Regions from separate parts of the Homo sapiens genome. Here region 1 is linked to region 2. The links are chromatin contacts, found by Hi-C or POLR2A ChIA-PET in ENCODE. All regions are on one chromosome and are shown on one strand. Each heading gives the region's core, a stretch centred on a gene start or an enhancer-like site at or near the end of the contact. The rest is flanking DNA. Distances are from core to core; before and after follow the strand shown. Region 1 holds the start of SYN1 (synapsin I). Region 2 holds the start of LINC01560 (long intergenic non-protein coding RNA 1560).

The links. Hi-C counts contacts between places; a loop is a spot of excess contacts on that map. ChIA-PET counts read pairs that join two places held with the same protein, here RNA polymerase II (POLR2A). Pooled maps may share reads with other maps.
Region 1: a pooled map shows a loop between it and region 2 (5-fold over the local background). The contact joins the promoter of SYN1 here to the promoter of LINC01560 in region 2. A Hi-C loop is called at or near these places in 1 of 168 maps with a recorded cell type or tissue (GM12878), 5 of 37 single-sample maps with no recorded cell type and 7 of 50 pooled maps. POLR2A ChIA-PET finds 5 or more read pairs at or near these places in 3 of 52 experiments (H1, WTC11 and naive thymus-derived CD8-positive, alpha-beta T cell).

The regions. Positions count from the first base shown.
Region 1 is chrX:47,618,095-47,623,194 of GRCh38, forward strand. SYN1 (synapsin I) reads right to left here and starts at 1,763. Exons shown (of 13, transcript NM_006950.3): 1 at 1,258-1,763. The coding sequence starts at 1,634. RefSeq lists silencers at 1,776-2,070, 1,777-1,986.
Region 2 is chrX:47,480,371-47,485,673 of GRCh38, forward strand. LINC01560 (long intergenic non-protein coding RNA 1560) reads left to right here and starts at 2,346. Exons shown (of 1, transcript NR_126059.1): 1 at 2,346-4,857. It overlaps ZNF41 (zinc finger protein 41), which reads right to left and starts at 2,852. Exons shown (of 5, transcript NM_001324144.2): 1 at 2,725-2,852. RefSeq lists an enhancer at 2,287-2,586 and a silencer at 2,577-2,866.

The DNA.
Region 1 (5,100 bases), core at 513-3,012, 140 kb after region 2:
TGATTAAAAGAAAAGGTCTTTGGAAAGAGTGACTGGAATGGTACACACAGCAAGTGCCAGATATCTGAGCACTGTATTAACTGGAGGCACAGGCCTTTATGGAGAGGTCTAAGGTTGGGTCATGCAGAAAGTGCTCAATACATGCAGACTGAAGCCACTGGAGGAAAGGGTATTGCAGAAAGGGTTTGAGGGTGGGGTATACAGCAGGCACCAGTCAATGCATGCTTGCTGAATACACTGGAGGAAAGAACTTTTAGAGAAGGCTCACACTGCAGGCAGTTGATAAATGCTAGATGGATCCACCAAAGGAAAGGTCTTTGAAGAAGTAGCTGGAGAACGGGGGATACAAGAGGCACTCAATAAATGTTTTCTAGATCCACTGTAGGGAAAGGTCTTTGAGGAGACGGTCTGAAGATGAGTCACACAAAGAAGGTTCAAAACTGCTCATGGAACTCACTGGAGGAAAATGATTTGTTTGAGAAGGGGTTTGGGGGTGCGGCACGTATCAGGCACTTAACAAATGCTTCCTAGATCCTTTGGAGAAAAGGCCCTCAGAGAGAGGGCTTGGAGTTGGGGCACAGAGAAGGCATCCAATCAAAACTCACAGGATCCATGAAAGGCAAAGCTTTTGGAGAGAAGCTGGGGTGGGATACACAGCAGGTACTCAATGTTTACTAAATAGTTTAAAAGGGCTTTAAGGACGGAGCTGGGGTGGGACACATAGCATAGACTGGACACATGCTCACAAGACCCATTAGAGAAGGCCTCAGGGCAAGGGTTGAGGAGAACAGGACAGTATCAGGCTCTCAAAGAATGCTCACAAACCTCATTGAAATCAAAGGCCTTGGGGAAGGGCTCTTGGATGAGGCATACTGCAGGTACTAGATAAGTGCTCACAAGATCCATTAGAGGACAAGGCCTATGGGGCAAGGGTTGGGGAGGGTAGGAAGGACACGTTCGGTTTTCGAAGGCTCATAGGATATATTGAAGCCAAAGACTTTTGGGGGAGGGGTAGTAGGGAACAGGTACGCAGCAGGTGCCTGATAATTGCTCCCTGGATCCATCAAGGTTTAAGGGGCGGAGGGGGGCGACAAGGGCGGGGCACAGAGGAAGCATCCAGCTTAATAATTTAAAGGAAAAAGATTTAGGTGAGAGGGCCAGGTGTCAGGCACACAAGCGGCGCTCGATAATTGCTCATTCGCAGAAGAACGATCTGGGGACCCAGGCCCACGGGAGACGTCCGCGGCAGTGGCTTACCAGTCGGTGTGCGGCTCGTCGATGACCAGCAGCACCCTGGAGGCGGCTCCCCCGCGGCCTGCGCCCCCAGAGCCGCCGCCCACCTGCTCGCTGAAGGTGGCAGCTGCCGCCGCCGTGGTCTGCTTGACCGCGTTGGACAGCGACGAGAAGAAGCCACCGCCCCCCGAGGACCCGGGGCTAGGGGCGGCCGGAGAGGCCGCTGGGGCGACCCCGGAGGACCTCTCGGCAGTGGCGGTCCCGGGACCGGGCGTGGCTCCGGGGCTGTGGGCACCGGGCGGCGGTGGGGGCGGCTGCGGACGCTGCAGGTCTGTCATGTACCCATTTGGCAGATTGGCCATAAAGTTGCTGTCCGACAGGCGGCGCCGCAGGTAGTTCATGGCTGCGACTTGGGGCAGGGGGTCCTAGGGGTGGTCTGGCCAGGAGCCGCGGGGGCGGACTGCGCGGTGCCCAGGAGCACAGCTGCGCTCTCAGGCACGACACGACTCCTCCGCTGCCCACCGCAGACTGAGGCAGCGCTGAGTCGCCGGCGCCGCAGCGCAGATGGTCGCGCCCGTGCCCCCCTATCTCGCGCCTCGCGTGGTGCGGTCCGGCTGGGCCGGCGGCGGCGCGGACGCGACCAAGGTGGCCGGGAAGGGGAGTTTGCGGGGGACCGGCGAGTGACGTCAGCGCGCCTTCAGTGCTGAGGCGGCGGTGGCGCGCGCCGCCAGGCGGGGGCGAAGGCACTGTCCGCGGTGCTGAAGCTGGCAGTGCGCACGCGCCTCGCCGCATCCTGTTTCCCCTCCCCCTCTCTGATAGGGGATGCGCAATTTGGGGAATGGGGGTTGGGTGCTTGTCCAGTGGGTCGGGGTCGGTCGTCAGGTAGGCACCCCCACCCCGCCTCATCCTGGTCCTAAAACCCACTTGCACTCATACGCAGGGCCCTCTGCAGATACTCGGTTTGTAGTGTTGATATTCAACTCAGAAGGCATTTTTTGGGGGGAGGGGGGCACTGGAAGCACACTCAGAGACACGAAAGTAGAGAAATAACCCCCTCACAGAGGGGGGTGAGGTCACACGCAGTGCCCGCGGGGAGATTAGTCTCCCACATCCACACAGGCTCAGCTAGGCAGAGAGCGGGGGCGTCACAGACAGCATCAGACAAGCGGAGGTGGACACTTGGGTGGTGTACACACCCTTGCCCAAGGTGGCAAGGGGGGCCTGGAGGCACACAAGAAATGACACACATATAAACACACACAAAAGTGAGGAAACATACGAGGGCATGTACAGACAGAACACACGCCAATCTAGGTATACATACAGACATACAAGTCCAGAGTAACACACATGGGCATGTTACATACATGCATGCATACACCCATACCCCCACACACACAGGTAACACACTGACACACAGAGACCCAGGGAAACTCATATGAGCATACACTTGCAGACAAAACACATTCCCACCGATGATCATGGAGAAACCTAGATCTGCAACACAGACATTCTCTGCAGCCCTAGCCCTGGTGCGTGTCCACCCCCACACCAGAACACACTTGGTATATACGCCACCATCCCTTTGCTCTGGACACCGCCAAAACTCACGATAACTACCTGATGTCATCAGTGCCCATGGCTGTCTCCCCCTGCACCCAAGAACTTTCCACAGAGGCAGGCCCATCCCATGGTGCACACACAGTAGGTACCAAATAATGTTTGCATATGAGCAAATGAGGTAGTCCAAGCAGAGGTGGGATATGGGAACCTGTCAAATCTTTATGATTCTGACTACAATAAAAGCACTAATTCATAATCATTTGTTCACTGATTGTACCCAACTCTTAACTAAGCTGTTTACATGCATCATTTCATCCAACCCTCACAACAATCCAGTGGGGTGGATAATATAATGTCTATTTTACAGATGAGGGAATACAAGAACTCCAGTTAATTCCCAAAGGGTCATGTTCACTTTATGATCAACACATTTTTTTAAGAATGTGCCAGGAAGAGGAAACATCCAGTGCCAATGTGGCTGGAACAAGCTGAAGGGGGTTGTGGTAGCAGGGGCCAGATTGGGTAGGACCTTGACCATAGTGAGCAGTGATGGTGGACTAGGAGAGGTGGCAGAAGATAGGCAAGAAGTAAGTAGATATGGAGTCTCTTTTGCCTGCAGAATTTTCAGGTGACTCATCCACTTATTCATTTGTTCATCCTTTATTCATTAAATCATTGGCTGGTTTAAACAAGGCAGTAATAGTGTGGGGTCTGGAGACACAGTGCCTGGGTTCAAGTGGGGCCTCCACCATACACTTGGGAAAGTGACTTAATCTTTCTGAGATTTGGTTTCCTCATCTGTAAAAAGGATACATCTCTAACCCACCTCTAAGGAGAGGGGTAGGAAGGGGGCAACCTCTGTACCTTTGCATGTGTTGTAACTTCTGCCAGGAATGTCCTCTCCTTCTCTCTCGAGGGCTGCCTTTGGCCACTGTCTGCAGGAACCCCTCACCCCCAGGTCTCAGATTCTATCCCCTCCTCCCCTAGGCTTCCACAGTACCCAAGTCAAACACTTCCCAAACCATCCTCTACTCCCTCCTCCAACCCAGCCAGCTTCAGTCCCACCTCCAGGCCTTTGATTTGGCCACTCTTTTCTCCTCCCTTCAGGATTCCTTCTCTGGCATTCCAAATCCTAGTGTTACCCAGATGGGGATCTCCCCGCAAATCAGATATTTTCCAATGTCTTGAAGTATGTGCTCCCTGGTTTTTTGCCCAGTAACGGAAGCAAACAAGCTGTGCAGGGCGCGGTGCCCTCTTTGGGGACAGGAACAGCTGCAGGTCTACAGATCTTTCTGACTCCTTTAGGTCTGAATTCAGGTTCCTCGGGAATCTATCTCCAGGCTGCGCCTCTTCCTGGGGTCCCCATTCCTAGGTTCCTAGTACTTGTGGCCCCAGCACCATTTCATTTTTCCACGTGGCTCAATTTCCAGAAATTAATTTTTTGTAGATTGTTTTGTAGAGGAATGAGGATTCACCTCAGGAGTGCCTCAATTCACTAAGGCAAAGGTTAGGCTCCCCCAAACTGTCTCCATCTTGTTCAGCAGGAATAGGCGTACAAAAGGGGCCCCAATAATGATTTTGCTGTACATTGGTGAGCAACGACTCTCAAACACACACCCCTGACATATGTTCACATTCAGTATTGTACCCATGTTTGTGACTCACACATACATGTCCATGGCACCTTAATGTGTATGTGCACACACGGGACTCCTGCATTGTTATGGCATACATACATTTGTAACCTCACACACATGCCACATATCAATACATCCTTAATTCTTGCACAGGCCCAAAGGTCTGCATCTCTCTCTCACACACACACAGCTGAATTCCCACTTTCTTGTAAACGTATACCTCTCTCATACCCTGTAGTAGCAACCAGAACCCCTCACTTTGGCTCAGTCTTCCCAAGATGACCAAGTAAGTACTCATCAACTTCATCTTCACTTCAACTCATTGACTGGTCCACTTGAATAAGGGGAAAACGAACCAGAGAAGTCAAGTAAGTGTACCAATATACTCTGGGTGTGCATGTCACAAACCTCCTACCCGAACCTTCCCACACAGACGGGTCCCCTCCACCCACAGCACTCTTGACATTTAAGACCTCATCACAATCCATGATGCTTCAAAAATGTCCAGCCTACTACCTTTCTGTGCGTGTTTCCTTTGTAAAATGGGGATAATAATACTTACCCACATGGGTTTGCTGTGGACGAAATGAGTTCATGCTATGGAAAGCCTTAAGACACTACTAAGCACACAGTAAGTACTTTCTAAGTAGTAGCTATTACCATGATT
Region 2 (5,303 bases), core at 1,096-3,595:
AATATACGAACTGATTCCATCTCATACCATACACCAAAATAAATTCCAGTTAGATTAAAATTTAACTTTAAAAAATTGAAATAAATATATTAAAAATAAATTTAAGGCGTATTTGTTTGAACATGAAATGAGGAAGTCACTAGGCAAGACAAGACACTCAGAACCTGTAAAGGAAAAAGGCAGATATATCTTAATAGATGATTTTTTAAAAATCAAATGTGAAGACACCTTTCAAAGTCAAAATATAGAGATAGAGGAAATATAGTTACAATATAGGTTAATATTCACAAATTAGTAAGAAAGACAAACCACCTAAAGGAAAAAAAGGGCAAAGGATATGAAAAAGTTTAAATATATATTTCAATGGCCAATAAGAATGAAATAATGTTCAGTCACTAGTTGTCAGGAAAACGCACATCAAGGCAAACTAGATACCCTTGTGTTTGGCCCTCAGAATGGGGTAAATTAAAAAAAAATCCAATGTGGAACAGGATTTTGGAAGAAGCCTTCTCATATGTTGCTGGTGGGAGTTCCAATTTTACAAAAGTTTTGGAAAGTAGTTTGGTGGTATGTATTGAACTTAAAAGCATCATTCCTGCACGTAATGATCACTCAGGTGACAGCCTCTAACCACAATTTAGAAATCAATAACAAAAATGTCAACGTTTTGGGAAATCAAAATCTCATATCTAAATAACCCAGTGGTAAGAGTGAACATTGCAACTGCAATTAGAAAACATTAGAAGGAAACTATAGTGGAGATGCTACATATCAAAACTTGTGGGTCAGATGCTCACGCCTGTAGTTCCAGCACTTTGGGAGGATGAGGTGGGAGGACTACTTGAGGATTGCTTGAGGCCAAGGAGTTCAAGACCAGCCTGGGCAACATAGCAAGACCCCAATCTCTACAAAAAATTTAAAAATTAGCTGGGCAAGCCTGCCTGTAGTCCTAGCAACTTGGGAGGCTGAGGTGGGAGGGTCACTTGAGCCTAGGAGGTTGAGGCTGCAATGAGCCATGATGGTTTCACTGCACTCCAGCCTAGGCAACAGAGAGAGATTCTTGTATCTTTAAAACAAAAATCAGCCTGGGCAACATAGTGAGACCCCGTGTCTACACAAAATAAAAAATTAGTGGGTGTGGCAGCACATGCCTATAGTTCCAGCTACTTGGGAGGCTAAGTTGGGAGGATCGACTGAGCACAGGAGGTTGAGGCTGCAGTGAGCCATGATCGTGCCACTGCACTCCATCTCTGGGCGACAGAGTGAGACCCTGTCTCAAAACAAAATAAAACCGAACAGCAGCAACCACAACAAAACATGTGACACGGAGCTAAAGTGTTCTTAGAGAAAAATTTATAAACTGAATGTTTATATTATAAAATAAAATGACTGGATAGTAAGATAAGCATTAAATTCAGGACTTTAAAAATGAGAACAAAATTAAAAAACAGAAAAGAAATAACGAAGTTAAGGGCAGATATTAATGACAGAGAAACAAAGATACAGGAGGACCAACAAAGTCAAAAGTAGGTTTTGAAATAACCTCATCTCAGACCTAAAGACCACCTATCACTGACCCCAGGAAGCTGCATATCTGATTCCACAGCCCCCCATCACTAGTCCCAAAGAAACGCATCACTCACCCAGCAGGAACCTTGGTCAATCACCCAATAAACCCCATCCCACACCTCACAGACCTCCAGTAGTCACCCCGCACAGCCCTTTCTTACCCCCACGGACTTCTCATCACTCATCTCACATATACCTTATCACTCACCCTAGAGACCCTGTATCACTCACCCCACAGACCCCCTTATTATTCACTCCGGTGTCCCCAACACTCATCCCACAGGCTACCCATCAACTTTCTCTAGTGACCCATCACTCACCCACAAACCCCAATCACTCATTCTGCACCTCCCTATAAATGACCCCAGAGAAGCCTCCTTACTCATCCTACTGAGCATCTTCGAGTACAAAATCCATGTCATAACATCCCCATAATTATCTTAATGCTTGATCCATGTCATAACATCTCCATATTTATCTCAATGCTTAAGTGGCCCTAAGTCCGTCTGTTAAACTCACTCCCAGAGCCTTAAGTCCTGAAAACTGCTTCGAGGAACCCCGGCGCTTCTGGACTTGATCTGCACATGCTTAGTGTCAGCTCCGAAGCGGCCGCTCGCCCACAATTACACCTGGTGGGTGCCCTTACACCGCGCCGGTGCGTGCGTGCGCGTGCGCGTGTGCGTCGAAGGAGAGGCGGGCTTTCCAATTTCCTTCAGTGACTCTCAGGCAAGGAACATGGCTGTCTCCTTGGGAGTGTCTCTACGGGAGCCGCCATCTTGGAAGGGCGGTCATTTCTGCCGCGGAGCCCGCGGTCCCCTACTCGATATACCCCTGTGGGATTTTCCAGTGGCCGAGGCACTGGGCCATGGAATGTACCACCAGGCTTCTCCCCTCCGCCGCAGCCTCTAGGAGTTAGTCACCTCCGAGGCCCCGGCGGGCGAGGCGCTTTGCCTCTTCCGCCCTCAGGGTGCCCTCGGCCTCAGGCCGTCCCTACCGGGGAGCCTCCGCCTCTTTAAATATCGCCCAGCCCCCACCCCCAGGAGCAGGTCGCGAGACGCACCCGCCCCCGCCCCTGCCGCCGCACTGCTCTGTGGGACGCGGCGACCCCTCTCCCGCGGCGGCCGGGACCCCGCGCCCACCGCGTCTGGAGCCCACCTGGCGGCCCCACTGGCTACATTTCCGACCTGGACCCCGGCCGGCTGCGGGAAACACTCGGCGTCTCGGCTGTCACCGAACCTGTGCAGTTGCCGCGGGGGGAGTCGTGCGTGTCAGATTTAGGCCAGGAAGCGGAAGTCGCCAGCAGCGAGAGTTTAACCTCTGTGGGCGCAGAGGGTTGCGGGGATTCAGCGCCCGGGACCGTGGATCTGTGCAGGGAGTCATAGGTGTGTGTGACATCAGTGGTGGAACATTTTGGCTCGTTTTCACAATTCAGTCATTATCCTTTCTGCTTTCCTCCTGGAAGCATTAAGGTTGAAGTTTTCTTCTAAAGATCAAAGTTTTGATTTGTTATATTAGTTCGGATTTGTTTGATTTTTGTTTGTGTTCGGTTTCAAGTGCTGATTTGTAACTTTTCTCCCCCCCCCACACACGCCTTTTGACCCCTGAATTATTTAAAAGTCCATTGTTGGAGTGGCAAACATCCTCCGAGACTCAAAGGGCAAGGCCATGGGCGCTTTATTCCGGCTGCTGCTCCAGGAACGTGGGAAAGCAGCGGAGTTTTATTCTAGGGGAAGGAAACAAAGGCGGCCGAGTGCCAGCTGCACGTTTGGTGGGATTTGGTCATCAGGGGTGGACATGCTGCCCAATGGAGCTGTCGGCAGTTTGACCCAGCTTGGTCCGTCGCGTCCTGTTCTAGGAATCGATTATTCAAAGAAGGAATTTAGAGGGACTGCAGAAAATGTTACAGGTCTTAACACCATTTTGCATTTCCGCAAACGAACAAGAAGTTAATCCCTGTGTTAGTGATTTCTAAGCCCATTTGCCTTGTGGCCCAAGAACGTTGAGTTTGAAATTTGATGAAACTTGCCTTAAGGCTCAAGTACGAGGCCAGCTTTCAAAAATGGTTTTGTGCCTTGATTGAAAACACTGTATCTTCTAGTTGTTGGATTTATCGTACTCTGCGGCTCTATTGGTTCAAGCTTGTGCGTTGGGCCTTTTAAAATGTGTGTTTCCTGATAATTCCCTTCAGCTTGTCAACTGGGGGTGATGTGGCAGGGAGAAAGAGAGAGAGGAGAGAGAGAGACTGTACTGGCAGGTTTTCCTTGTGCTATTCAATTTTTGCTTCCTATGTTTTGAAGTTTTATTATTAACTGCAGGTTTCATTACTGAATAGATATAGCCAAATTCCTTCCCCCAAAAGATTATAAAGTTTCCTAGTCCTACCAGCAAAATCATTAAGTTCATTAAGGCAAATCCCCTCCAGCGCTGGATGTTGATGCTGTCTTTAATTTTGTATTTTTCTGACTACTTTGTGCAATTGAGGATTGTTTTGGTCTATTGGCCATTTGGCTTTTCTCTTTTGCAAATGTTCATATCCTTTGTCCAGTTTTCTTTAGGGTGATTTTTCCTTTTCGTATCAATTTGTAAACAGTGTACAAATTACATTGTACATTAGGGATATTAACAGTCTGTCAGTTACACTGTACATTAGGGATATTACATTAGAGATATTAACATCTTTGTCCATTAAGGATATTAACCATCTGTCAGTTACATTGCAGTATTTTTCCCTAAACTCTTTTTGTCTTTTGCATTTTATGTTTTTTTAAATGTGCAATTAGAAAAATTTTATATGGGCTGGGCACAGTAATCCCAGCACCCATCTCTACTAAAAATAAAAAAAAAAATAGCCAGGCGTGGTATCTCAACTAAAAAAAAAAAAAAAAATTGCCGGGCATGGTGTTGGGCGCTTGTAATCCCAGCTACTCGGGAGGTTGAGGCAGGAGAATCGCTTGAACTTGGGAAGTGGAGATTGCAGTGAGCTGAGCTCGGGCCACTGCACTCCAGCCTGGGTGATAGAGCAAGACTTCATCTCAAAAAAAAAAAAGAAAGAAAAATTGTATGTGTAATATGTAACTAGTGAAATGTAGCCTCTGATCAGATATGTCTAAACTTTCTTTTATGGCTTTTGTATATCCCATCTTGCCTAGTTTCACTTCCCTATTCCAGATAGAAAGATAATCTTAACATGTATTTCAGTGTTTTTATTGCTTTAATTTTTTCTACTTTAATCTAGTTGGAATTTACTCTGGTATATGGTATGAAATCAAGATCAAGCTTGAACAAGAAGCCTGTGTCACACTTTTTTCTGTGTCAAATAAAAAGAGACTTTAATTAGAAAGACAGACTATTGCAAAAGGGAGAATGCTCCCATCTCAGAAACCTGAGAGCATCTTGAAACCAAACAGAAAAAGGCTTTTCTTGTAGAGGGTAAGGAGGCAGGCAGAGATAAGCAGAATCTGTGGAAAGGAAGCTGCACAAACAAGGGGGAATGGCCAGTGGGGTCTGCCAGGAAATTGTCCCACAGTGGTGCGCCCATTCCCAGGAGAAGCTGAGAAGCAGGGTCCATTGGGAGGGGAGGAATTTCGACTTTTTTTGATGCTTGCCCAGGCTCGGGGGCAAGCAGAGTTAGGAGCTTGTAGGAAAGAAGCCTGGTTCAAGTTTGGCTAAAGAGCATTTTGTTCCAATTGATCAGTGGAGACAAGCAGTTAGGCTTGTCATCTATGAGGCAAAGA